Linked DNA regions of Homo sapiens: region 1 is linked to region 2. A link is an interaction called in ENCODE POLR2A ChIA-PET data of the cell type or tissue named here. Cell type or tissue: B cell. All regions are shown on one strand. Each heading gives the region's core, and the rest is flanking DNA. Links, peaks and the distances in the headings are about the cores only.

Evidence for each region. ChIA-PET counts read pairs that join two places held together with the same protein. Peaks named below come from ENCODE experiments on the same cell type or tissue, not always from the same donor. Only the 100,000 strongest peaks of a DNase experiment are listed, where the experiment ranks them.
Region 1: POLR2A ChIA-PET joins it to region 2 with 7 read pairs; 2 of 35 experiments call an interaction of 5 or more read pairs at or near these places.

Annotation. Positions count from the first base shown.
Region 1 is chr19:12,422,168-12,433,136 of GRCh38, reverse strand. ZNF443 (zinc finger protein 443) reads left to right here. Exons shown (of 4, transcript NM_005815.5): 2 at 1-66; 3 at 700-760; 4 at 1,157-3,431. The coding sequence ends at 2,981. Among named protein-coding and RNA genes, the nearest start is that of ZNF443, 13 kb to the left of the region's middle. In B cell, for the core only: no CTCF peak of the experiment used is centred there; no DNase peak of the experiment used is centred there.
Region 2 is chr19:12,151,780-12,162,748 of GRCh38, reverse strand. It overlaps ZNF625 (zinc finger protein 625), which reads left to right and starts at 6,015. Exons shown (of 4, transcript NM_145233.4): 1 at 6,015-6,193. The coding sequence starts at 6,191. It overlaps ZNF625-ZNF20 (ZNF625-ZNF20 readthrough (NMD candidate)), which reads left to right and starts at 6,018. Exons shown (of 8, transcript NR_037802.1): 1 at 6,018-6,193. RefSeq lists enhancers at 5,989-6,098, 5,661-6,352 and a silencer at 6,329-6,498. In B cell, for the core only: no CTCF peak of the experiment used is centred there; a DNase peak (open chromatin) is centred at 5,998; H3K4me3 peaks cover 1,664 bases; H3K27ac peaks cover 1,546 bases.

The DNA.
Region 1 (10,969 bases), core at 3,881-8,880, 270 kb before region 2:
GTCCTTGTCAGAAGAATCTCTACAAAGATGTGATGCAGGAAACCATCAGGAACCTGGATTGTGTAGGTAAGGATGACATCGCATTTCCACTTATTTAATTGGAGACATTTGTTTCTTGGTCATTCATGCTGTTCAAAGATTTGGAATATGGAAAGGGGATATGGTTGGCCCTGGAAAAAAAAAAACAGGGTTTAGGGGTGCCAGCTCCTGTAGCAGTTGTACATCCTCATATAACTTTTTGTCCACATCTTAGCCTACTATTGATGGGCAGCATTATCAGTCACATAAGCAGTGATTAATACATATATTTTATGTCGTATTATTACATCGTATATTCTCACAGTAAAGTAAGCTAGAAACAGAAAGTGTTAAAAAGATAATCATAAGGAAGAGAAACTATATTTACTGTTCATTAAGTGGAAGTGCATCCTCGGAAAGGTTTTCATCCTCATTGTCTTCACATTGAGTAGGCTGAGTAAGAGGAGGGGCTGGTCTTAGTGTCTTGGGTAGCAGAGACTGAAGAACATTCATATATATATGTATATACAAATGGACTTGTGCAGTTCAAACCTCTGTTTTTCAAGAGTCAGGTGTACTTCAGTGAATGCATTTTGAACGATTGCAGTGTACATCAAAATGTTACTGTTTGTCTATAATTTTGTAAAAATTTGTAATGATTTTTCTGTGTATACCTTTTAGTAATGAAATGGAAAGACCAGAACATTGAAGATCAATATAGATATCCCAGGAAAAATCTAAGGTAATTTACACTCACAAGAGAAAGATATGTCCCTGGAGCCGTTCTGAGAATGACATGAAAATTTAAAAAGAAGCAAAGAAAATGAACAAGGCTAGCTTAAATTTATTTATTCTTAGAAAATTTTCTCCAAAATATATACTTAAATGTTCCATAGCTGTTCAGTGTTCATAAATTAGTTCCCATGACAACAATATTATGAATCCACATATGAATGTGATTGTCTTGAGAACACCTGGGTCGAGTTACCTTGCACAGCATTCCATCCATTCACATTCAAGCAGGACACGAAGCCTGCACTTCGCATGATAGTGTTAAAAATGTACATCCAATACTTATTAATACCTATACAATTATTTATAGACCGACTTTTAGTGATATATTTCCCATTTTTTACAGATGTCGTATGTTAGAGAGATTTGTTGAAAGTAAAGATGGAACTCAATGTGGAGAAACATCTAGCCAGATTCAAGATAGTATTGTGACCAAGAACACTCTTCCTGGAGTAGGTCCTTGTGAAAGCAGTATGAGAGGAGAAAAAGTCATGGGTCATTCATCCCTTAATTGTTACATCAGAGTTGGTGCTGGGCACAAACCACATGAGTATCATGAATGTGGAGAGAAGCCAGATACGCATAAACAACGTGGGAAAGCCTTCAGTTACCACAACTCATTTCAAACACATGAGAGGCTTCACACTGGAAAGAAACCATATGATTGTAAAGAATGTGGGAAGTCCTTCAGTTCTTTGGGAAACCTTCAAAGACACATGGCAGTGCAGCGTGGAGATGGACCTTATAAATGTAAGTTGTGTGGGAAAGCGTTTTTTTGGCCCAGTTTATTACATATGCATGAAAGAACGCACACTGGAGAGAAACCATATGAATGTAAGCAGTGTTCTAAAGCCTTTTCTTTTTACAGTTCCTATCTAAGACATGAAAGAACACATACTGGGGAGAAACCGTATGAATGTAAACAGTGTTCTAAAGCCTTTCCTTTTTACAGTTCCTATCTAAGACATGAAAGAACACATACTGGGGAGAAACCATATAAATGTAAGCAGTGTTCTAAAGCCTTCCCTGATTCCAGTTCTTGTCTAATACATGAAAGAACTCACACTGGAGAGAAACCCTATACATGTAAACAATGTGGGAAAGCCTTCAGTGTTTCCGGTTCCCTTCAAAGACATGAAACCACTCACAGTGCAGAGAAACCCTATGCATGTCAGCAATGTGGGAAAGCGTTTCATCATCTGGGAAGCTTTCAAAGACACATGATAAGGCACACTGGAAATGGACCTCATAAATGTAAGATATGTGGGAAAGGCTTTGATTGTCCTAGTTCACTGCAAAGTCATGAAAGAACTCACACTGGAGAGAAACCCTATGAATGCAAGCAGTGTGGGAAAGCATTATCTCATCGCTCAAGCTTTCGAAGTCATATGATAATGCACACTGGAGATGGACCTCATAAATGCAAGGTATGTGGGAAAGCCTTTGTTTATCCCAGTGTATTTCAAAGACATGAAAGGACTCACACTGCAGAGAAACCCTATAAATGTAAACAATGTGGCAAAGCCTACCGTATTTCCAGTTCCCTTCGAAGGCATGAAACAACTCATACTGGAGAGAAACCCTATAAATGCAAACTTGGGAAAGCCTGTATTGATTTCTGTTCCTTTCAAAATCACAAAACAACTCACACTGGAGAGAAGCCATATGAGTGTAAGGAATGTGGGAAAGCATTCAGTCGTTTCAGATACCTTTCTCGACATAAAAGGACTCACACAGGAGAGAAACCTTATGAGTGTAAAACATGTAGGAAAGCCTTCGGTCATTATGATAACTTAAAGGTACATGAAAGAATTCACTCTGGAGAGAAGCCGTATGAATGTAAGGAATGTGGGAAAGCATTCTCTTGGCTCACTTGCTTTCTACGACATGAAAGAATTCACATGAGAGAGAAATCCTATGAATGTCCACAATGTGGTAAAGCCTTCACTCATTCCCGTTTTCTTCAAGGACATGAAAAAACTCATACTGGAGAGAACCCGTATGAATGTAAGGAATGTGGGAAAGCATTTGCTTCTCTCAGTTCCTTGCATAGACATAAAAAGACTCACTGGAAAAAAACTCACACTGGAGAGAACCCATATGAATGTAAGGAATGTGGGAAAGCATTTGCTTCTCTCAGTTCCTTGCATAGACATAAAAAGACTCACTAGCATTCTCTCTAAATGTATGGAATGTGGGAAAGCATTTATTAATTTTATTTCATTTCAGATACTTGTACGAAACACATTGGAGATAGACCCTGTGAATGTAAGCACTTGGTAAAGCCTTAAGTAGTTTCAGTTTCTTTCCAGTACAGTCATCCCTTGATACCTGCTGGGTATTGGTTCCAGCACTCCGTGAGCCATGTCCAGTCCCTTTTATAAAATGACATGTTTGTATGTAACTTACCCACATCCTCTTGTATAGTCTCAATTATGTCTAGATTACTTAAAATACCTCATGCATTATAAAAGCTATGCAAATAGTTGTTCTATTGTATTGTTTAGGGAATCATGATAAGGAAAAGAGTCTATGTATTTTCAGTATAGATGCAGTAATTGTGAGCCTATCAACATAGTGTAGTCAGCCAGAACATTAAAGTTTCTTTGTTTCAACTCTCACCTATTTCTTCTGTTTAATGTGTTAACACTTACCAAAACCCTGGGTCTTCTCTCTTGATAACCCAAGTATAGTGATTATAACAATGATGATGATTCTGTGGTGCCCAGTGTTTTGATGTGTTGAGATGACTAGATGTATGGCATTGTGGGTAAGTAGTGAGACATCAGGTTAACTTGAATCTTGACAGGCCATCAGGACTATCATCTATGTTGGAAGAACCAACTTGTGATTATAGATGTGGACTCATTTGAGGAGGCTATGTAATACTAATGTTAGGATCTGTTTGGCTTGAGGGCTGAAGATCTGTAACCATTGAATGTTCCATCTTCTTTGCAGATGCTTAGTTATAGGAAGCTAGTTCTTCTTTTCCTTTGCTTCATTAAAAAAAAAATCTTGTGGTGCTTATAGGCATGTTGTTTCTCAGGTGGATTGAAAGCTTTGTTCCACTGTAGGATCTTTGAGGATCGTACCTCTTTTTCACCTTTGCCTACTGAAAAAACCATTGAATGTTCCGTCTTATTTGCAGATGCTTAGCTATAGGAAGCTAGTTCTTCTTTTCCTTTGCTTCATTAAAAAAAAAAATCTTGTGGTGCTTATAGGCATGTTGTTGTTTCTCAGGTAGATTGAAAGCTTTGTTCCATTATAGGATCTTTGAGGATCGTACCTCTTTTTCACCTTTGCCTACTGAAAAACTGTGGCAAACTTTTCAAGTGTCCAAATCAATGGCTCTGTGTCTTCTAAGTTTTCTAGCTCATCATCATCTGTAGTGGATTTCAGCAGACTTTGAAGTTCCTAGCTGGTAAGGGTTTCTCTTTGCTTTTCGGTGTGTTCCTTAACGTCATCCTCAGTCATTTCAGACAGCGTTCCCCACCAACTTTTTTTGCAACATTTCACATATTCTTAATAACTGCATTAATAGTAGGGAAGTCCTTGAAATCATTGACTCCCTTACCCCATGATGGCTTGTAACATGTATTGGCTGTCCTGGGCTTTAGGGCATCTGTAGCCTTCCCAATAAGCACAATTGTATTTGTAATTGTGAAGCTCTTCAATAAAACCACTGTGGTACATTCAAGGTTAGCATCAAGACTCCATGAATTCACCCAAGGATGTAAGTCACTTGAATGCACTTGATGCCTTGATCTAGTGACGCAGCAGTGATGTAGTTTTAGGAGGCAGAAATATCACTTGCATGTTCTTTTAGGCAAAACAGAGATTGGAGAGATGGCCTGGAGTGTTGTCAATTCTGAGGAAGACCTTGAGTGGCAGTCCCTTCTCTTTGAGGTATTCCATCACATCAGGAGTGAAGCATTGCTAGAAGAAAGCCTTCTTATGTTCTTGCCAGGACACAGGCCAGCAAGTTTTGCTTTTGTCCTAAAGAACCTGGTGATTGCTCAGTAGACGAAGCCTCGCTTGTTCTCATGAACTAATGCATGGCCTGACAGCACCAGAAAAAGGTGGTCTTTCCAGGCCTTGAACCCCAGTACCTGCACTCATGTATGAAGGTACCATTGGGCATCTTCTAGAACATGCCTGATTCATGACAATAGAAGATTTACTCTGGAAGGTAGTGTCTTTTTTCTGTTTTATGAGCTCTTCTAGGAATGCTGTTGTTTCCCTGGCATCAGCCGATGCCAATTCTCCTGTGGTCTTCAAGTTCTTGGGCTGCACTGTGTTGCATAGTTAGCCTAGCCAGAACTTACTGGCTTCAAACTCCTTCCTCTTGCTCTCCTCAGCCCCCTCACAGTGATGCTTACAGAGGCTAAGTGTTTTTTGTTTTCTTTTCTTTCTTTCCTTCTTTTTTTTTTTTCTTTTTTTTGAGACGGAGTGTTGCTCTGTCGCCCAGGCTGGAGTACAGTGGCGTGATCTTGGCTCACTGCAACCCCCACCTCCCGGGTTCAAGTGATTCTCCTGCCTCAGCCTTCTGAGTAGCTGGGATTACATGTGCGCGCCACCACACCCAGCTGTCTTTTGAGTAGAGACTGGGTTTCACCATGTTGGTCAGGCTGATCTCGAACTCCTGACCTTGTGATCCACCCGCCTTGGCCTCCCAAAGTGCTGGGATTACAGGAGTGAGCCACTGCGCTTGGCCTGGCTAAGTGTTTTTTCAAGTATGATGTTACCATCAGTAGGGCTGTGGTTCTGTGACGTGTCCTCTAGCCACACACTTAATGCTTATCCTTAGTTTATCATGAACTAGAGGGATCATTTTTGCCACTGTAGGGGCAGCTCTAACACTTTGAGGAACTTCAGCTTCTCTCTGCTTTAGTGTGTGATTTCTTGGTTTGTTCTTACCTTATGACGAACTTTCCAAGGTGATACACCACTTTTCAAAACATCTTAGGTTTGTATTTTCTTATTGAGAGATACCACTTTTTGTCCCCTGCTAGCCTTTTAGGGATAGGTTTGACCACTTGATTCCTTCTTAGGAGCCATTTTTTAACATTTTTTATTTTTTTATATATGACATCTCAAGGGTCTCTGAATGAACAAAACAGTCTTCAAAAGCCAGAACAATGGCCAGATGTGGTGGCTCACATCTGTAATCCCACCGCTTTGGGAGGCTGAGGCAGGTGGATCATGAGGTCAGGAGTTGGAGACTAGCCTGACCAACATGGTGAAATCGCATCTCTACTAAAAATACAAAAATTAGTCGGGCATGGTGGCGCGTACCTGTAATCCCAGCTACTCAGGAGGCTGAGGCAGGGGAATCACTTGAGCCTGAGAGGTGGAGGTTGCAGTGAGCTGAGATCATGCCACTGCACTCCAGCCTGGGCAACAGGGCGAGACTCTGTCTCAAAAAAAAAAAAAAAAAAAGCCAGAACAAAGTTGGTGAACTCACACTTCCTGATTTCAAAACTTATTACAAATCCATACTAATAAAAACTGTTTGGTACTAGCGTAATAACGCAGAAATAGACAATGCAACAAGATAACACAGAAAGTCTAATAAAGTCTAATAATTTACATAAAGTCTAACAATTACTGAAAAGTCTGCTGTGACTATTCAATGGGGGATAGCTTAATGTTTCTGTAGAATGATGCTGTTGGGCAATGCACATCCACATGCAACAGGATGACGTTGTACCCATACCTAACATGTACAGAAGTTAAAATGAACGAAATATGTGAGTGTCCATCTTAGCTGTATAACTGTTAGATGAAAATACATGGCAAAAGCTGTATTACAGTGAATTTGGCAATGATTTCCTAGATTTGGCACCAAAAGCATGACCCACAAGGGAAAGAATAATTTGGATTTTGTGGACCTTTGGCATCAAAAGGCAATATTAACAGAGTAAATGGGTAACCCATAGAATGGGAGAAACCATTTCCAAATTATATATCTGATAAGGGATTAACATGAAGAGTATTTAGAAAATGATAAAAAGCTACTAATCACTTGTTATGGAATAAATGTTTGTAGAAAATTTTATTTATTTTTCCACTTCCCTGATGTGGCAGTATTAGGCAATGGTTTCTTTGAGATATGATAAGGATTAGGTTAGATTATGAGAGTGGATCCTCAAAAATGAAAGTGGAATGTGCATGGTCGCTCATGCCTGTTATGGCAGTACTTTGAATGGCCAAGATGGGAGGATCGCTTGAGGCTTGGATTTTCCCCCTTCCCCTTCCTCTTCCTTTTCCCCTTCCCCTTCTCCTTCCCCTTTCCCTTCCCTTCTCTTCTCTTCTTCCTCCCCTCCCCTCCTCTCCTTTCCCTTCCTTCCTGGAAATGGGGATCTCAATTTGTTGCCCAGGCTGGAGTGCAGTGGCGTGATTATAGCTCATTGCCACCTCCGACTCCTAAGCTCAACAGATCCTCCTGCCTCAGGCCTCCCAAGTAGCTGGGACTTCAGGTGTGTGCCACCATGCCCAACCGAGGCCTGGAGTTCAAGACCAGTCTGGGCAACATGGTGAGACCTCATCCTTACAAAAAAAGAAAAAAGGAAAATTTAGCTAGGCTTGGTGGTATATGCCTGTAGTCATAGCTACCAGGGAGGCTGAGGTCACCAGATCACTTGAGCCCAGGAGTTCAAGGCTGCAGTAAGCTAGGTCATGCTACTGCACTCCAGCCTGGGCTGGAGAGAGAGTGAGACCCTGTTTCTGAAACAAACTAAAATATATGTAAAAAGAGAATTGAGGTTAATGTTATTACACAATGGAGAAAAGTTGATTTCTTCTTATAAAGTGGCAGAGAACTTTGTGTATCGTGGTCCTGTGCTAGTTTTGTGGAAAGTAGAACTAGGAAGTGATGAAATTGGATATTGAGTTGACAACATTTCTAAGAAGTGTTGAAAAAGGCAGCTTGGTTCCTCTTGACTGCATATACTAATGTGAGGAAAGACTTGACTGGAGATGGAATTATTAAGATGGAACTGAAACAAAAAGATTTGGAAAATTCCCAGTCTATCCATATTACCAAGATGAAAAATCATCTTGGGAAGAGAAAACTCTAAGGGTGTGTCCAAGGACCATTTGATAGGAATAGTAGTTTAGAGGACTTACTCAGCCACCCCAGTAGTAAGACAGCCAGTTTGGTTTTTGTTTGTTTGGTTTTTGTTTTGTTTTCCTTTGTTTTTGAGATGGAATCTCATTGTCTCACCCAGGCTGGAGTACAATGGCATGATCTCGTGGCTCACTGCTTTCTCCACCTCCCGGGTTCAAGTGATTCCCCTGCCTCAGCGTCCCGAGTAGCTGGGATTACAGGTGCCCGCCACCACGCCCAGCTAATTTTTGTATGTTTAGTAGAGATGGGATCTTACCATGTTTGTCAGGCTGGTCTCGAACTCCTGACTTCAGGTGATCTGCCTGCTTCGACCTCCCAAACTGCTGGGATTACAGGCATGAGCCACCGCACCTGGCCTGTTTTTCTTTTTTTACGGATTCAGTGATCTGGACGGGCACATACTACCATGCCATTTTAATTTTTTTGTAGAGATGGAGTCTTGCCGTGTTGCTCAAGCTGGTCTTGAACTTCTGGACTCAAGCAATTCTCCCGCCTCGGCGTCACAAAGTGTCGCAATTACAGGCATGAGCCACTGCACCCAGCTGGACCTTTATTTTTTTGAGACGGAATCTCACTCTGTCGCCGAGGCTGGAGTGCAGTGACACGATCTTGGCTCACTGCATCCTCCGCCTCCTGGGTTCAAGTGATTCTTCTGCCTCAGCCTCCTAAGTAGCTGGGACTACAGGTATGCGCCACCACACCTAGCTAATTTTTGTGTTTATAGTAGAGATGGGGTTTTACCATGTTGGCCAGGCTGATCTTGAAATCCTGACCTCAGGTGATCCACCCACCTCAGCCTATCAAAATGCTCAGGTTACAGGCGTGAGCCACCACACCCGGCTGTACCTTTCTCAATGAGCCAATATGCTGATTGCAAACACATTTATTATGACTAAATAAAGTATTTTCCATTCATTTGGAAAGATATTATTTGCTCAATATAAGATTCTTTGTTGATATCCTTGTTCTTTTAGTTCTTTAAGGATGTTACTCCATTGTCTTCCTGTTTGCATTGTTTCTGATAATAAGTATGTAATCAATGTTACATTTGGTTGTCTGTTGTTAAGGTGTCTATTTTCTCTGGTTTCTTTAAAGAATTTTTTATTATACCTGGTTTTCAGCAATTTGATGCTGTGTCTTGGTGTAGATTTGTTGATATATATTGTGCCTGTGGTTTGTTGAGCATTTTGCATCTGTAGGTTCATAATTTTTATCTGTTTTGGAAAATATGCGACAAATGTTTGTTTGTTTTGAGACAGGGTCTCACTCTGTTACCCAGGCTGGAGTGCTGTGGCATGAATATGGCTCAGTGCAGCCTCGTCCTCCAAGGCTCAAGTGATCCTTCCACCTCAGCCTCCTGAGTAGATGGGACCACTGGTGTGAGCTTCCATGCCTGGCTAATTTTTTTTTTTTTTTTGCGACGGAGTCTCACTCTGTTGCCCAGGCTGGAGTGCAGTGGCGGGATCTCGGCTCAATGCAAGCTCTGCCTCCCGGGTTCCCGCCATTCTCCTGCCTCAGCCTCCTGAGTAGCTGGGACTACAGGGGCCTGCCACCAAGCCCAGCTAATTTTTTTGTATTTTTAGTAGAGACAGGGTTTCACCGTGTTAGCCAGGATGGTCTCGATCTCCTGACCTCGTGATACGCCCGCCTCGGCCTCCCAAAGTGCTGGGATTACAGGTGTGAGCCACCGCACCCGGCAATCTGGCTAATTTTTAATTTTTTTTGTAGAGATGGGGTCTCACCATGTTGCCCAGGCTGGTCTCAAACTCCTGTGTAAAACATATTGTTACTGCTAGTTTTGTTATTGTTGTTTTGTTTTGTTTTGTTTTGTTTTTGTTTGAGATGGAGTCTTGCTCTGTTGCCAGGCTGGAGTGCAGTGGCGCAATCTTGTCTCACTGAAACCTCCGCCTCCCAGGTTCAAATGATTCTTCTGCCTCAGCCTCCTGAGTAGCTGGGTCTACAGGCGCGTGCCACCATGCCCAGCTAATTTTTGTATTTTTAGTAGAGACAGGGTTTCACCATGTTGGCCAGGATGGTCTCAATCTCTTGACCTCATGATCTGCCTGTCTCGGCCTTTTAAAGTGCTGGGATTACAGCAAATATTTTCCAAATTAGATGAAAACTATAAACCTAGAGATCCAAAAAGCTCAATAAACCCCTGAGCCATTGTGCTCGGCCTGAAATATTTATGGAAATATTTTTTGTTTGTTCTGTTTTTACTCCTGTCTTTCAAGGAGTCCTTGTACAATTGTCCCATTACACAGCTCACTGAGGTTCTGTTCATTTTTTTGTCTGAGTGCTATATTTTAAATCGGTTATACTCCTAGTTTTTGAGGTTCACTTATCTTTATTTCAGCAATATCTCCTCTGCTGTTTTGTCCATTCAGTGCATTATTATTATTATTATTATCATTATTATTATTTTTTAAGAGACAGGGTCTTACTAGTTGCCCCTGTTGGGCTTGAATTCCTGAGTTCAAGCGATCCTTCCACCTCAGGCTCTGAGTAGCTGGGACTAGAGGCATGTGCCACCACACCAACCTCCATCCAGTGCTTCTAGATATTGTTGTGTTCATATATAGTAGCTTGAATTGTGTCTTTTCTTTTGTTCATAAATTGTCTTGAAGTAACATGTACTAACATAAAATTTCCACTTTAATCATTTTTAAGTGTGTCATTCAGGAGCATTAAATACATTTACAATGTGTTATAGCCATTACAGCTAATTATCTCTAGATTTTCATCGCTCCACACAGAAACTCAGTACCCATTAAAAAACAACTTCCCTTCTCTACACTCAATCCCTGATGACGTCTAGTCTACTCTCTTGCTCTGTGAATTTGACTAAGTGGAGCATCTAGGGCTGGGCGTGGTGGCTCACGCCTGTAATCCCAGCACTTTGGGAGGCTGAGGCAGGTGGATCACAAGGTCAGGAGTTCGAGACCGGCATGGCCAATATGGTGAAACCCCGTCTCTACTGAAAATACAAAACTTAACTGGGTGTGGTGGTGCACGCCTGTAGTCCCAGCT
Region 2 (10,969 bases), core at 3,783-8,782:
GAGATACTTCCTGTACTCAGTGGGTCATTTCTTCATCTACCTCTTGCATGAGGAGTCACAGGTGTGCGCAGGGAGTTCCAGGCAGGACTGGAACAGAAGAAAGGGCGTGATATTCCCAGGGATCGGAAATTTGGGATGAGGATATGGGAAGCGTGCCCAAGGCTTTCTCATACCATACCTCTTTATCTCTCTCTATTTTTTACTTTATTTACTTATTTATTACTTTATTTACTTATTTATTACTTTATTTATTTATTTGAGACAGGGTCTAGCTCTGCCACCCAGGTTAGAGTGCAATGGCATGATCATAGCTCACTGCAGCCTCCATCTCCTGGGTTCAAGCGAACCTTCCGCTTCAGTCCCCTGAGTAGTAGAGACTACAGGTACATGCCACCAAGCCCGGCAAATTCTTTAATTTTTTGTAGAGACGGGATTTCGTTTGTTGTCCAGGCTGGTCTTGAACTCCTAGCCTCAAGTGAACCTCCCACTTTCGCCTCCCAAATCAATCTACTCATTTTCACCCAAGAAAATAAAAAACTGCCAACAAGTGAATAAAATTATTAAATACATGGAAAAACAAGTTCTATTTCCGTAATCTGTAAAGAAATCAAAAGGGAAGTAAAGCGAAAATTTGAACTAGCTCAGATAAGCAGGGCACTTCAGAACATTTAAAAAGGAAAAGATGAATTCAGAAGGTAGAACATATTCCCAAGCTTAAGAGTCAGTGACTGCTGAAGTGGAGCCACAGAGTACATTAGACCCTGATGATGAGGCAGGAAACCTAAGGATTTAACTCTGGGAGCTCAACATGCCCTCCTGTCACAGCATCACAATGTGGGAACGCTCCCTCCTTCAATACCTTAATAATTTACACCAGCAGAAAACTCTCACCTGTGGTCAATTTAGGCCCCTTGAAATTCCAACCTCTCTAGCTCATAAACCATTTCTCTGGAACGCTACCTAAATGAGTCTCTAAATATGATCTTTACATATTTTCTTCATATATACAAATTACAGCCTGACTGCAGCAACTCTATACATAGAAAAATCAAGGCCGGGCACAGTGGTTCATGCCTGTAATCCCCAACACTTTGAGAGGCCGAGGCGGGCGGATCACTTGAGGTCAGGAGTTCAAAACCAGCCTGGCCAAGATGGCGAAACCCCGTCTCTACTAAAATTACAAAAATTAGCCGGGCGCCTATAATCCCAGCTTCTGGGGAGGCTGAGGCACAAGAATCGCTTGAACCCGGGAGGTAGAGGTTCCAGTGAGCCGAGATCGCGCCACTGCACTCCAGCCTGGGTGACAGAGCAAGACTCCGTCTCAAAAAACAAAAAGTTTTCCGGAAAACTACCTTGGGAAACTAGAGGTACAACCTCAGAAAGGAGAGAAACCCGCACGTGCATTTGCCTGTGAAGTTCCTGCTTTCCAGGGCTCTGCAGCTTCTCAGAATCCACACTCCTGGAGCTGGAGCTGGAGCTGTTCGGAGCAGCTGGAGACTACCTACAGGGGAAGGCAGGCTGCCCAGGAAGCAATCGGGGGAGCTCCCTTTCCCTCCCTTTGCAGGCTCCAGATTAGTCTCAGTGTGGATCACCGGCCTCAGGCTATGCTGCCCCCTGCAAGTTTTCCACCTGCTTTTCACCCACATTGTTCAGTTCCACGAGGCAAACACCCTCAATCCCAGTGTTCGAAAGAGAATCCAGCAGAGTCCCTGCTTTCCTCCTGTGTTTACCGTAAAGTAGAAGAGAAAAATTTCAAGACAGTTTTAAGTGGATTTTAAAACTGGCAAATAATTATTCCTTTGATAAAATGAAGAAGCCAGCAAACTATTATTTCGACATTAACAAACTGTTATATAAAACCACTAATGAAGGTCGGGCGCGGTGGCTCACGCCTGTAATCTCAGCACTTTGGGAGGGCGAGGCGGGCGGATCACCTAAGGTTAGGAGTTCGAGACCAGCCTGACCAACATGGAGAAACCTCGTCTCTAAAAGTACAAAATTAGCCAGGCGTGGTGGCGCGTGCCTGTAATCCCAGCTACTCAGGAGGCTGAGGCAGGAGAATCGCTTGAACCTGGGAGGCGGAAGTTGCCGTGAGCTGAGATCACACCATTGCACTCCAGCCTGGGCAACAAGAGCAACACGGTGAAACTCTGTCTCTACTAAAATACAAAAAATTAGCTGGGCGTGGCAGTGTGCGCCTGTAGTCCCAGCTACTCGGGAGGCTGAGACAGGAGAATTGCTTGAACCCCAGAGGCAGAGGTTGCAGTGAGTTGAGATCGCGCCACTGCACTCCAGCCTGGGCGACAGAGCGAGACTCCGTCTCCAAAAAAAAAAAAAAAAACTAATGAAATATGGACTCTCTTCTGCTTCAGCAGCTCCCTGACCTTCACAGTTGATGGTTGTCACCAGGTGCTCTGTGTCAGGAGATGTACATGTGCAGTTTAGCCATTGAAAATTCTCTCTTAAATCGGGCGCGGTGGCTGCGCTAGGGGGACTCCAGTCCACCGGTCCCGAAGTCGCCCCGGACAGGCCTGGGTCCCGTCACAGCAGGTTCCTGTCCAGCACCTTGCTCCACAGTCTCGGGACATCCCCCCAGCACTCACCATTTCCTGGCTTCTGAGGTGTCTATGGTTCTCCTTATGTCTTTCGTGTTCATTGCAAGTCACAGCTGGAAAGAAGCTGCAGCGAAGCCACCTCTGGTGCTTCTCAGAGCAGCATAGACCTGACACCCACTGTGGGCGGGTGAAAGGAACGCCTCGCAGTTTTATGGAGCTTCGCGGCCTCCTCCCAGAGCCGCGCCTGATTGGACAATTTGCACAGCCACACCCCCCCGCCCCTCCTGATTGGACAGTGCCACGGGCCCCGCCTTCTGGGAGGCGGAGTGAGAGGAGAATTTAACACCTGGCTGAGTGGAGCTTGAATGAAAGGTTCTAGGCCCGACATGTGGCTCACACCTATACAATCCCAGGACTCGGGGAGGGCTGGAAAGGAGAACTGCTTGAGGCCAGGAGTTCAAGACCAGCTTGAGCAACGTAGTGAGACCTCATCTCTAAAAAAAAAAGAAAAAAAAAAAAAATTAGCCCAGCCTGGTGGCCCTGCAACTATAGTCCCAGCTACTTAGCAGGCTGAGTAAAGAGGATTGCTTGAACCTTGAAGGTAGAGGCTGCAGTTAGCTATGATCAGCGCACTGCACTCCAGCCTAGGTGACAGAGTAACACCCTGTCTCGAAAAAAAAAAAAAAGAAAAGAAAAGAAAAGAAAAATATAGATTCTAGCCACAGCCGGATTTCCTCCTTGCACTGCAGCCTGGCCCCCACCCTGGGGATACTGGTATTTCAGAATATGTTTCAGGCTTTCCAGAGCTGACACTGTTGTCTTCCTGTACTCAGTGGGCCCTTCTTTCAGGGGAGGTGGGGGTGGGGGGAGGGGGTTTGAGGTGGGGAGGTTGTCTGCCTTGAGGTCTAGTCAGGCCAACACTGGAAGAGGAGAGAGGCCTGATGTCGTCAGAGATTATAAATTTGGGATGAGGGATAGCCAAAGATTTTTCATACTTTATCTCTCAGTCTACTCATTTTCACTCAAGAAAACAACAAGCCAACAACAGAATAAAACTAAGTGCATGGAAAAGCTGGAATTATATGGCAGCTATATATATACACATATATATACATATATGTGTATATATATACTTATATATGTGTTTGTATATATACACATATATGTGTATATATACAAACACATATATAAGTGTGTGTGTGTATATATATATATATATATATATATATATATATATATATATGTTTTTTTTTTTTTGAAACGGAGTCTCGCTCTGTCGCCCAGCTGGAGTTCAGTGGCACAATCTCAGTTCACTGCAACCTCCATCTCCCGGGTTCAAGCGATTCTCCTGCCTCGGCCTCCTGAGTAGCTGGGATTACAGGCGTGTGCCACCACGCCCGGCTAATTTTTGTATTTTTAGTAGAGACGGGGTTTCACCATGTTGGTCAGGCTGGTCTCGAACTCCTGACTTCGTGATCCGCCCGCCTCGGCCTCCCAAAGTGCTGGGATTACAGGCGTGAGCCACCGCGCCCAGCCGGCAGCAATATTTTATAAAGGAATCAAAAGAAAAGTAAAGCAAACATTTGAAGTAGTTCAGATAAGCAGCCTGCTTCATGCACAGTTCACAAGGAAAACCCTCTGTCAGAAGGTAAATGATATTTCCAAGCTTGGAAGCCAAACTGTGACTGCTGAAATGGAGCCCCCCAGGGCGGGTCAGTCCCAGATGATGAGGCAGAGAAAATTAAGGATTTATCTGGGAGTTTGAAATGCCCTTCTGTCCCCTCCTCAGTTTAGAAATTATTCTCTCCTTTAAGACCTTCATTTTCACCAACAGGAAGCTCTCGACTTGAGTCAGTTTAAGCTAAATTTACTGTTAAATTCATAAACCCGCAGGGCGCGGTGGCTCACGCCTGTAATCCCAGCACTTTGGGAAGCCGAGGCGGACGGATCACGAGGTCAGGAGATCGAGACAATCCTGGCTAACACGGTGAAACCCCGTCTCTACTAAAAATACAAAAAATTAGCCGGGCGTGGTGGCAGGCGCCTGTAGTCCCAGCTACTTGGGAGGTTGAGGCAGGAGAATGGCATGAACCCGGGCGGGAGGCGGAGCTTGCAGTGAGCCGAGATTGCGCCACTGCACTCCAGCCCGGACGACAGAGCGAGACTCCGTCTCAAAAAAAATGATAATAAATACAATAAAATAAAATAATAAATAAAAATTCATAAACCCTTTCTCCAGGAGGCATCCCAAATGGGTCTTGCTCTAATTCTGACCTTCACAGATTTTCTTTTTCTTTTTCTTTCTTTTTTTTTTTTGAGACAGTCTAGCCCTGTCGCCCAGGCTGGAGTGCAGTGGCGCAATCTCGGCTCACTGCAAGCTCCGCCTCCCGGGTTCACGCCATTCTCCTGCCTCAGCCTCCCGAGTAGCTGGGACTATAGGCGCCCGCCACCGCACCCGACTAATTTTTTGTATTTTTAGTAGAGACGGGGCTTCTCCGTGTTAGCCAGGATGGTCTTGATTTCCTGACCTCGTGATCCGCCCGCGTCGGCCTCCCAAAGTGCTGGGATTATAGGCGTGAGCCACCGCTCCCGGCCGTAAAGATTTTTAAATAATAAAAACAGGGGTCTAGGGTGGGGGGATGTGGGAGGGATAACATTAGGAGATATACCTAATGTAAATGACGAGTTAATGGGTACAGCACACCAACATGGCGCATGTATACATATGTAACAAACCTGCACATTGTGCGCATGTACCCTAGAACTTAAAGTTTAATAAATAAAAATTAAAAAAAAAAAACAACAAAACAGGGGTATTCTTGTGTTGACCAAGTTGGTCTTTAACTCTTTACTTTAAGGGATCCTCCAGTCTTGGCCTCCCAAAGTGCTAGGATTACAGGCGTGAACCACCGCACCCTGCCTGTGTTCAGGTCACAATCTCTTCTAGCTTGGATAAAGGGAAAGAAATAAAGGGGGAGAGGGCATGGTTTCATCAATGGAGATTCTCTGCAGATGCAAATTCCCCCCCTCCAAAGACAGCTTTGCCAGTCCACTTTTTTTTGCGGCCGAGCCACAGCCATTTCAAAATCTGTCAAATAAATATATTTTGGCGTAAAATATTTTAATTTCCTTCACCTCCACTGGACTCTGAGTCTGGAATTTCCTGTGCAAGACAAAGGAGCAGGGACAGCCCATTGAGTGAGGAAGACAACGGTACCCCCTCTAGCAATTCGGAGCAAATTTGGCTGAAATGCAAATACCCAAAGAGCAAGACGCAGGGAGGGAGCTCGCTTAGATAATCTGTGGTTGGAACAGGTCATTTCGGTTCTGCCGGGCCTTGTTACCCAGGGCTTCCGCTGTCACTCAGGACCGATGGGACGGGGACTGGAGCCTCATCCAATCAGGGGCGCTGGGGCGGGGTCCTGCCAACTGTCCATCCGGGGAAGGGGAGGCCGCATTCCCGCTTTCCTGACTCCCAGGCGTCTTGCACCAAAGGGAGGTCGGGATCTCGGTTTTCCGGCCCCGAGAGGGACCAGGTGCCTCCGCCATAGCTTCTGTCGCTCCATCGCCCGCACTGTGACTGGACTGTTAGAGGGATCCGTGGAGAGGAGGCCAGGACACCTGGAAGCCGGGAAATGGTGAGTGTGCGGGGCCGGGGGTCCCGAGACGGGGGAGGGGCCGGGAGGAACCGGCTCGAACCGGCTCTAGCAGGACCCAGGCCTTCCTGCAGCGACTTCGGGTCTGCAGAGCGGAGTCCCCCTGGCGTAGCTCGGCCCTCGGTCCCTTCGGCCGCAGGGTGGGGTTGGGCCGGCAGCCGGGACCCCAGGCGTCCTGTCCCGTCTCTGCGCTGCGACTGCGACCCCGGCCCTGGCCCCGGCCCCGGAGCCCTCTCTGGGGAGCTCCGCGCCCGTAGTCCCGCGTCTCCCCAGATTGTGCGGAGACCACGGGAGGGTCATGGAGGCAATCCTGCCTCGGGTGTGTGGTTCGTGTGGGAGGAGCGGTGGGCTGCGGGGTCCCCAGTCCCCCCTTTTTTCCTGAAAAACTAAATTGAAGGCCAGGCGCAGTGGGTCACGCCTGGCAGGTTGAGGCGGGGGGATTGCTTCAGCCCAGAAATTCGAGACCAGCCTAGGCAACATACCGAGACCCTAGTTTCTATTAAAAATAAATTTTTAAAAAATGAGCCGGGCGTGGTGCCGCCCACCTGTAATCCCAGCTACTGGGGGGCTGAGGTGGGAGGATCGCTTGAGGGAGGAGATTGGGACTGCAGTGAGCCGAGATCGCGCCACTGCACTCCAGCCTGGGCGACTGAGCGAGACCCTGTCTCAAACAAAACAAAACAAAAACAACAGCAACAAACTAAACTGAGTCCTCTTAAAAATTAAAGAGTTTTGCTTCTCAGAATAGGAGTTTGAAAAAAATGAATGAGAAATGTTTCCTGAATGAGAAACACCCAGTCATGGCTTGCAGTTTGATAACGGAAAGAGCAAAACTCTGCAAAATAACTTGAACTATGTTCTACGCCGAATATGAGAGAACGTGACCAAGGGAAACAACCGCATGTAGCCTCGAGTAAGTGGTCCCCAGGAGGTTCGATGGCAGTTTGGTTTTATTCATTTCAGCGAGACAGGAATTGCAGGGAAAAGATCAATCAAGGCATGGAAGGCTGACAGGGCAGGACACGTAGAAGCGGGGCTTAGAAGGCACAGGTGGTTGAGGGATTCTGTAGTTGGCAGTTGGCTGAGAGTGTGAAGTTGTGTCTAAAATTTGAAAGGGGTAGGAAGGAATGTTTAAGTGAAGGGAGTCTGTTACCTGCCACGTGATTCCATCCCCACCAAAAAACAGATATGTTTCACTAGATTTTATGAATTCTAAGGCGTGACTTTACCCTTGCCTTGCATGGCCTTAGGTCTTGTTTGCAATTTAGTATTTATTGGTACAAAGGGTTTCTTTGCAGGTTTTTTTTTTTTTTTGAGATGGAGCCTCACTCTCGCCCAGGCTGGAGTGCAGTGGCGCAATCTCGGCTTACGGCAACCTCCGCCTCCTAGGTTCAAGCAATTCTCCTGCCTCAGCCTCCCAAGTAGCTGGAATTACAGGTGCACGCCACCATACCCGGCTAATTTCTGTATTTTTAGTAGAGATGGGGTTTCACCATGTTGGCCAAGCTGGTCTCAAACTCCTGACCTCAAATAATCCGCCTGCCTCCGCCTCCCTCCGCCTCCCAAAGTGCTAGGATTACAGGACTGAGCCACTGTGCCCGGCCTCTTTGCAGGTCTTATGTCTATTTTAATATGAATGTGGGTCAGTTGCTGTGTCTAAACTCCAGAAGGGAGTATGGAGTGTCTGATCTCCCTTACTAATGTAACTGGGAACTTTCAGGTTTTTGGGGGGCCTCCCCTTGGTAAAGAGCCACTCAGTTGACTTGATTGGGGTGGGATGGGGAGCTTAGGTTTTTATTTTTAGTTTACAGGTTGAAGGATAGGCTTTTATATGGTGCATTAGAATAAAAATCAAAAAATACTTTATTGGTTACAGTGATGTAGTCGCCTTGTTTGGATTTTTCTACCTTAAATGATTGAAATGATCAGATTCCTATTATAAGGAGATTATTTAAGTGAAAATCTGAGAATTGCCATTCAAGAAAATACAGACTCTAGGGAAATGGGCTTAGAACTCCGGAGCTAAAAGTTAAACTCTTGACCTAGTGCAGTGTCCCACACCTGTAATCCCAGCTTTGTGAGGCTGAGGCAGGATGATTGCTTGAGACCAGGAGTTGGAGACCAGCCTTGGTAATACAAGACCCATGTCTAGAAAAGAAAAATAGAAAAATTAGACAGGTGTGGTTGCACCCACCTGTAGTTCCTGATACAAGGGACACTGAGGCAGGAGGATCACTGGACCCCAGGAGTTTGATGCTGCAGTGAGCCATTATCAAATTTGACATTCCAGCTTAAGACACTGTGATGGCCATGAAGTCTTTGTGTGAGAAAGGTAAGAGGAAAGTTAATCTATAATGAAGATCAAGAGAAAAGAGGCCCTTCCTGGCTCTGTTCAGGCATTTTCAATATTTTACAAAAGAATATAGGTAAGGGCTGGGCGGGGTGGCTCACGCCTATAATCCCAGCACTTTGGGAGGCTGAGGCGGGTGGATCACAAGGTCAGGAGATTGAGACCATCCTGGCTAACATGGTAAAACCCCGTCTCTACTAAAAATACAAAAAATTAGCCGGACATGGCGGCAGGTGCCTGTAGTCCCAGCTACTCGGGAGGCTGAGGCAGGAGAATGGCGTGAACCCGGGAGGGAGAGCTTGCAGTGAGCTGAGATCACCCCACTGCACTCCAGCCTGGGGGACAGAGCAAGACTCCGTCTCAAAAAAAAAAAAAAAAAAAAGAAATATAAAACTAACATAAGTCTTTTGCCTTTTTGTATTTCTGCCTCAGTTTGTACACCGGTATGGGCAGTGACAGTCTATATGCCTGCCAGAATCACTGCATGTATTTTTTTTTTTTTTTGACACAGAGACTCCCTCTGTCACCCAGGCTGGAGTGCACTGGCACAATCTCAGCTCACTGCGACCTCCCCCTCCCAGGTTCAAGCGATTCTCCTGCCTCAGCCTCCCAAGTAGCTGGAATTACAGACCTGCGCCACCATACCCGGCAATTTTTGTATTTTTAGTAGAGACAGGGTTTTGTTATGTTGGCCAGGCTAGTCTTGAACTCCTGACCTCAGGTGATCCACCCGCCTTGGCTTCCCAAAATGCCGGATTACAGGCATGAACTACTGCACCCAGCCGTGCATGTGTCTTTACTATAAATCTGGAGGGCTTTTCTTTTTTTTTTTTTTTTTGAGATGGAGTCTCACTCTGTCGCCCAGGCTAGAGTGCAGTGGCGCATTCTAGGCTCACTGCAACTTCTCCCCCGAAGTTCAAGTGATTTTTCTGCCTCAGCCTTCCAAGTAGCTGGGATTACAGGCTCCTGCCACCGCACCTGGCTAATTTTTGTATTTTTAGTAGAGACGGGTTTCATCATCTTGGCCAGGTTGGTCTTGAACTCCTGACCTCGTGATCCACCCACCTCGGCCTCCCAAAGTGCTAGGATTACAGGCGTGAGCCACCGCGTCCCGCCTAGGCTTTTGTTTTCTGACCTGGTTGGCCTAGTAGCATCTCCTTTCTCAAGCTGAGTAGAAGGCATGAGAGCAGACATCCTTGTCTGTGTCTCATCTTTGGGAGAAAGCAGTTAGTCCTTCACCATCACGAATGAGGGTAGTTTTGCATTTTTTATATATACCTTATAGTAAGTTAAGGAAGTTACTTTGTATTATTAGTTTATTGAGTTGTTGTTGTTTTTTTTTTTAAGATGGAGTCTCGCTCCGTCATCCAGGCTGGGATGTGCAATGGCATGATCTCGGCCCACTGCAACCTCTGCCTCCTGGGTTCAAGCGATTCTCCTACCTCAGCCTCCTGGGTAGCTGGGATTACAGGCGCATGCTACCACGCCCAGCTAATTTTTTGTATTTTTAGTAGAGACGAGGTTTTACCGTGCTGGCCAGGCTTGTCTCGAGCTCTTGACCTTGTGATCCTCCCGCCTTGGCATCCCAAAGTGGTGGGATTACAGGTGTGAGCCACTGCACCCGGCCGAGTGTTTTTATCATGAAGAAATGTTGAGGTTTGTCATATGCTTTTTCTGCATCTATTATGATGTTCTTGTGTTGTTTGCTGTTGATCCTATACTATTATGGTGTATTGCATGAATGGATTTTCAGAGGTGAGAGCAGCATTGCTTTCCTGAATTGAATGCCACTTCATCACGGGTATGATATTGTTATAGGATTCTCTTTTCCAATATATTGGTGAGGTGTTTTCTTTTGAAATTTAAAGGAGATATTCATGTACAGTATTTTAATAGAATCTAGCATTATCTAGTACAGGATATAGTGTGTGTGTATATATATACACATATACATGTACATATGTTGCATTTATATACAGTATATGGTTTAGTTATGGTAGGTAATTGGTAAATATTACATGTAACGTGTATATGATATATAAGTGCCACATATAAACGGTATTAGCCTATATGGCATTATACTGTTATAGTGTAAATTTATATACTTTTATCCTCCATAGTATAGTGAGTTTCATTTCCTTATTAGCCTGCAGAATACACCAGTCTCATTCTCCTCTGGGAACAAAGGAGAACCTCACCCTCTTGTTGCTACAGAATGTGCCACCCAAAAATATTCATGATCTTAGGTTTAGGAAGAAGAGGCTATAATATGACAAGAGAAACACTAGGAACAGAGAAAAAGTATGTAATTTTGACTACATTAAAATTTAAGCTTTTCTGTTTTGAAAGACACAATGAAGAAATACAGGAGTATGGTCAAGGTTAGTGGTTCACATCTGGAATCCCAG